2 separate regions of the Homo sapiens genome follow, and region 1 is linked to region 2. A link is a contact called in ENCODE Hi-C or POLR2A ChIA-PET data. All regions are on one chromosome and are shown on one strand. The core of a region is the stretch at or near the end of the contact, and the rest is flanking DNA. Distances in the headings are between cores, read along the strand shown. Region 1 overlaps PPP2CA (protein phosphatase 2 catalytic subunit alpha). Region 2 has its middle 25 kb from the start of VDAC1.

What was found. A loop is a pair of places that touch in the nucleus more often than their neighbours do. ChIA-PET counts read pairs that join two places held with the same protein, here RNA polymerase II (POLR2A). Pooled maps may share reads with other maps.
Region 1: a loop to region 2 is called in a pooled map, with 2.0 times the contacts of the local background. The contact joins two enhancer-like sites. A Hi-C loop is called at or near these places in 10 of 50 pooled maps. POLR2A ChIA-PET finds 5 or more read pairs at or near these places in 14 of 52 experiments (CD4-positive, alpha-beta T cell, CD4-positive, alpha-beta memory T cell, CD8-positive, alpha-beta T cell and 10 more).

The regions. Positions count from the first base shown.
Region 1 is chr5:134,218,482-134,221,181 of GRCh38, reverse strand. The region is part of intron 1 of PPP2CA (protein phosphatase 2 catalytic subunit alpha); the gene reads left to right. Among named protein-coding and RNA genes, the nearest start is that of MIR3661, 5.9 kb to the left of the region's middle. RefSeq lists enhancers at 1,620-1,679, 1,730-1,789. Within about 2 kb of position 1,366, at least 2 of the 41 ENCODE cell types and tissues checked have a DNase peak (open chromatin) inside an H3K27ac peak, as active enhancers do.
Region 2 is chr5:134,028,524-134,031,223 of GRCh38, reverse strand. It overlaps a transcript of VDAC1 not described here. Among named protein-coding and RNA genes, the nearest start is that of VDAC1, 25 kb to the right of the region's middle. RefSeq lists an enhancer at 464-563. Within about 2 kb of position 1,328, at least 2 of the 41 ENCODE cell types and tissues checked have a DNase peak (open chromatin) inside an H3K27ac peak, as active enhancers do.

The DNA.
Region 1 (2,700 bases), core at 117-2,616, 190 kb before region 2:
CAAGATTGTGCCACTGCACTCCAGCCTGGGCGACAGAGGGAGACCCCATTCCCCCCGGCCCCAAAAAAGCCTCTTTTCATCCTCTTGGCTTCCACAGTCAAATGTCATGCATGTGTGTATTTGTTTCATGGTCTCCTAGGCAGGAAGCTGTAATGCAGTTAGTTTGGAGTTGACTTCATGAGGAAACAGAAAAGGTGAACATTCCCACTATTCAGAAACACAGGTTCCCCAACCCTCCCTACGTTCTCCACTGGGACCAGAATTGTATGTTTTCAGAAAATTGGCTGTAAGGCTAAGTTGAAGCTCATGTACTGTAGAAAGAATGAAGGACCCTTCAGGAGTATGTGGGATAACATTTGTATTACCAGTCTGGTGTGGCCCTGTTTTATGGCAGCAAATATGTTCCCTATCTCATGGTAAGTCAGGTTTGTCAGAGTTACCTGTGAGATAGCCTTTGCTTAGTTTGGAAGGGGTAAGTTAGGAAAACTAAGAGACTGGGTTTGGTGGGGTCTTTTATCAGGGTACTGAGGAGAGAGGCAAAGCTATATGTAACAGGGAGACACTATTTATTCTTTCTGCTTTGACCCATTTCTCTTACTTCATTATCATCCTTGCCTGAGAAAGCTGTCAACCTCCACTCATACACAGGCAGATCTGAATTGGATGAGAACCATGAAGGAGGAAGATTTTTGTTTTTGTGGGCTTTTTTTTTTTTTTTTTTTTTTGAGATAGAGTCTCACAGTCGCCCAGGCTGGAGTGCAGTGGTGTGATCTCGGCTCACTGCACCCTCTGCCTCCCAAGTTCAAGCAGTTCTCCTGCCTCAGCCTCCCAAATAGTTGGGATTATAGGTGTGTGCCACCACACCCAGCTAATTTTTGTATTTTTAGTAGAGACAGGGTTTCACCATGTTGGCCAGGCTGGTCTTGAACTCCTTACGTCAAGTGATCCACCCATCTCAGCCTCCCAAAGTGCTAGGATTACAGGCATGAGCCACTGGCACCAGACCTGTTTTTGTTTTAAATAGATTTTCTTTTGGCTTCTGGGGCAGAAGTGGTAGACCAGGCTGAAGAAGGGAGAGGTGTCTATTGTCAGTAAATGGCTGAGAGGTGGGGTTTGAAAGAATGGTAAAGAACAACCTGAGATTAACTGCTTTTTTTTTTTTTTTTTTTTTGATACGGAGCCTCGCTCTGTTGCCCAGGCCAGAGTACAGTTGCATGATCTCGGCTCACTGCAACCTTTGTCTCCCACGTTCAAGTGTTTCTCCTGCCTCAGCCTCCTGAGTAGCTGGGATTACAGGCATGTGCCACCATGCCTAGCTAATTTTTTTATTTTTAGTAGAGACAGGGTTTCATCATGTTGGCCAGGCTGGTCTTGAACTGCTGACCTCAAGTGATCCGCCCGCCTCAGCCTCCCAAAGTGCTGGGATTACAGGTGTGAGCCACTGTGCCCAGCTAACTGCTTAACTTCTTCACATTGCAGTATTATTGCCTGTTTATTGGTCTGTTGTGGATTGTGGTTTAGAATGGATGAACAAGGCAGTGACACAGATGCGTGTATATCTGAATCTGGGTATTTTTTAAACTAAATGTGACCAGTTGGCCAGTCCCTCTTGCACCCTGTGTTGCCACTTCTGCCTTAGTTTAGTCATTTAGTTGCTACTACAGATGGGGATTTTTACCCTGCTGGTGTTGAGGCTGGAAGGTTGCAAACCTTTGTCCTAGATGGGGACGAGGAGTAGAATGGGAGACAAGCAGTAGCATGTGTTTACCTGGCCAAAGGCCTGCAAAATGTAGTTCACAGAGGTTATGGAGTGTCATTGATGCTATCGTGTGACAGTGTACATTTGATTTTGGAACCAGTATTTAATAAACCTTCATTGTATGCATTATTGTCACTATTGAGCTTTGTCTAAAAAGCACTACCTTATTCTCGTGTATAAGGATTTCTTAGTTTGGTTTTGCTCTAATTAATAGCACAGTTTTGGATTAGTCAGGAGATTGACTTTATAGTTAATTCTAGATAGGGAATGTTTTAGAATGCTTGTGCCGGTGGTGATCAAGTAACTTATTTTTCTGCCACTAATCTGTAAATGAGCAATAATGCCCACTATCTATTTCTTTTGGCTGGCTTTACTTAATAAAATAGGCTTAAGACATGCTTTAGGATGGGGTAGAATTCTAGTAATGGAATCAACCTTAAAGACCATCTAGGCTGGCGGGGCACAGTGGCTCACGCCTGGAATCCCAGCACTTTGGGAGGCTGAGGTGGGTGGATCACGAGGTCAGGAGATGGAGCCCATCCTGGCTAGCACGGTGAAACCCCGTCTCTACTAAAAATACAAAAAATTTAGCCAGGCATGGTGGTGGGCGCCTGTAGTCCCAGCTGCTCGGGAGGCTGAGGCAGGAGAATTGCTTGAACCCAGCAGGCAGAGGTTGCAGTGAGCCGAGATCGTGCCCCTGCACTCCAGCCTAAGCGACAGCAAGACTCCATCTTAAAAGAAAAAAAAAAAAAAGAAAGAAACAACCATCTAGACTAATTCATCTTACACAGATGAGGGAGGAAACTGAGACCCAGAGTGGTTGAATCTTGTTCATGATGTATTATTGTGACAATTTTTTAATAAGTAGATATATAGCAGCATTTCTCAGTTGTGTAGTAGATTAAAACTTCTTTTTCTATGCAGGAATGATTGGGAGTGTT
Region 2 (2,700 bases), core at 79-2,578:
AGGAGGTCTTCAATGTTCCTTACTGTCTAAAATCCTATGTTGGATTTAGTTCTTTCTTGATCAGCTGGAATGGACTGCAAATGGCTTCTTCCAAGGTTAATGATCCCCACACCAGGTGGTCATCCAGGACCACCTGAGGGCAAAAGTGTGAGGTCCCTGTAGTCTGTCTCATGAGTGGCAAGTGATGGTAATGGAAGTGGTAGCTGTAACATTACTGTTGTTGGGTCCCTTGGGATCCCTAGGGAAGGGGCCTTGTTCCAGCAAATCTAGGCATAATTCATGATTCTAGCACAAACAGAAAGCTGCAGAGAGGCTGGGAGCAGTGGCTCACGGCTGTAATCCCAGCACTTTGGGAGGCCAAGGTGGGCAGATCACTTGAGGTCAGGAGTTCAAGACCAGCCTGACCATCATGGTAAAACCCCTAAAAAACCCCTACTAAAAATACAAAATTAGCCAGATGTGGTGGCAGAGGCCTGTAATCCCAGATTCTCAGGAGGCTGAGGCAGGAGAATCACTTGAACCTGGGAGATGGAGGTTGCGGTGAGCTGAGATCGCTGTCACCACTGGACTCCAGCTTCCAGCTTGGGCGACAGAGTGAGACTCCATCTCAAAAAAAAAAGAAAGAAAGAAAGAAAGAATGCTGAGGGGAAAACTTTTCTACCCTTACTGAAACCTGCTGGTCTGAGCTTTCTTATTATTAGAGCTTTCAAACAGAACCTTGTGAGGAGGTGAGCTCTCTGCCACTGGAAGTTCTGAATGACTAGGAGATTTTGCAGAAGGCTCTATGCATTACTGGGGCCTCCCTGTCCAACATGATGGGCACTAGCCATATGTGCTATGTAATGCTTATTTCATATTAACATTTTTTTCTCTTTTTTTTTTTGAGATGGAGTTTCACTCTTGTTGCCCAGGCTGGAGTATAATGGCACGATCTTGCTCACCGCGGACCTCCACCTCCCAGGTTCAAGCGATTCTCCTGCCTCATCCTCCCAAGTAGCTGGGATTACAGTCAAGCACCACCACGCCCGGCTAATTTTGTGTTTTTAGTAGAGATAGGGTTTCTCCATGTTGGTCAGGCTGGTCTCAAAGTCCTGACCTCAGGTGATCCACCAGCCTCAGCCTCCCAAAGTGCTGGGATTACAGGTGTGAGCCACCGTGCCCGGCCTTTTTCCTTTTTCTATTGAAATAATTATAGATTTCCAGGAAGTTGCAAAAAGTAGTTGAGAGAGGTCTCACGTACCTGTCACCCAGTTTTCCCAAGGGGTTACATTTTACATTACTGTAGCGCAATATCAAAACCAGGAAGTTGATGTTAGTACAATGTGTGTGTATAGTTCTGTGCCATTTTCTCACATGTGTAGATTTATGTAACTACCACCTAATCGTGATACAGAACTATCCCAGCATCTCAAAGACCTCCCACAGGCTATCCTTTTATAGTCACTCCCACCGCCCTTTTCCCACCATCCCTAACCCTTGGTAACCACTAATCTGTTTTCTATCTCCCTACTTTTGTCATTTCAAGAATGTTACATAAATGGAATCCTACACATGTGCTATTTAAATGTCAAGTTTAATTTATTAAAATTAAATCAAATTAAAAAGTTAGTTCCTCAGTCATATCAGCCACATTTTGAATGCTCAATAGCCACGTTTGCCTAGTGACCATCAAATTGCACAGCACAGATGCACGGCTGTTCTATCATTGCAGAAAGTTCTATTGGAAAGTGCTGCTTTAGGGAATAAGACCAGATCTGTGGTTCACAAATGCTGATTCATAAGCCCAATTACCCAACAGTGTGACAAAATACAGATTCCTGAGTGTATTACTTATATATTGTGGCATAATAAATTACCCCAAAGTGCAGTGGCTTAAAACAATGATCAACCTTTATTACCCCACATATTTTCTGTAGGTCAGGAGTTCTTGGGTGACTCAGCTGTGCTGTTAGGCACAGAGTCTCTCATGAAGCTGCAATCAAGAGGTTGGTCAGGGGCAGCCATCTGAAGGCTTCGCTGGGGCAGAAGGAGCCTCCTCCAAGGTGGCTCACTCACATGGCTGGCCAGTTGGTGCTAGATGTTAGATGGGCACCCACTTCTGTTTGCCTAGGACTAAGAGGTTCCCTAGGATGTGGGACTTTCAGTGTGAAAACTGGAACTGTCCTAGACAAACCAGAACGATTGGTCACCCTACTGCTGCTAGGAGGGCTCAGTTCCACCCAACATGGGCCTCTTCCAGGGCTGCTTGAGTGTCCTTATGACATGGCCGCCATCTTTTCCTAGGATGAGGGATCCAGGAGAGTGCTGTGGTCCACATTCAAGGACAGGGGAATTAGCAACTGCCTTCTGAAGGGAGGATTGTCAAAGAATATGTGGACATATTTTAAACCTTCCATACTGTCCCATCTGATTGGGCAGATGATACAGGGCCTAGGAATCTGTACTTGGCTGAGGGATCAATGATCCCTGATGTACAGTCACATTTGCCTACCAGTGGTTTGGCTGGCCGCAAGGTCCCTTCCCACTGTGAAATGACGGTCATCCCACCTACCTCAGGAGGCATTCACGGGAGGGAAGGAGGAGGAAGAGCAATGCCAGGCCAGAGGAATTAGTGAGCTGAGCATTGTTAGATGACTGGATGTTCCCTCCCACAGAAGAAATGAACAACAGTTAGAGAACCATTTAGAAAATCCTCAGTGC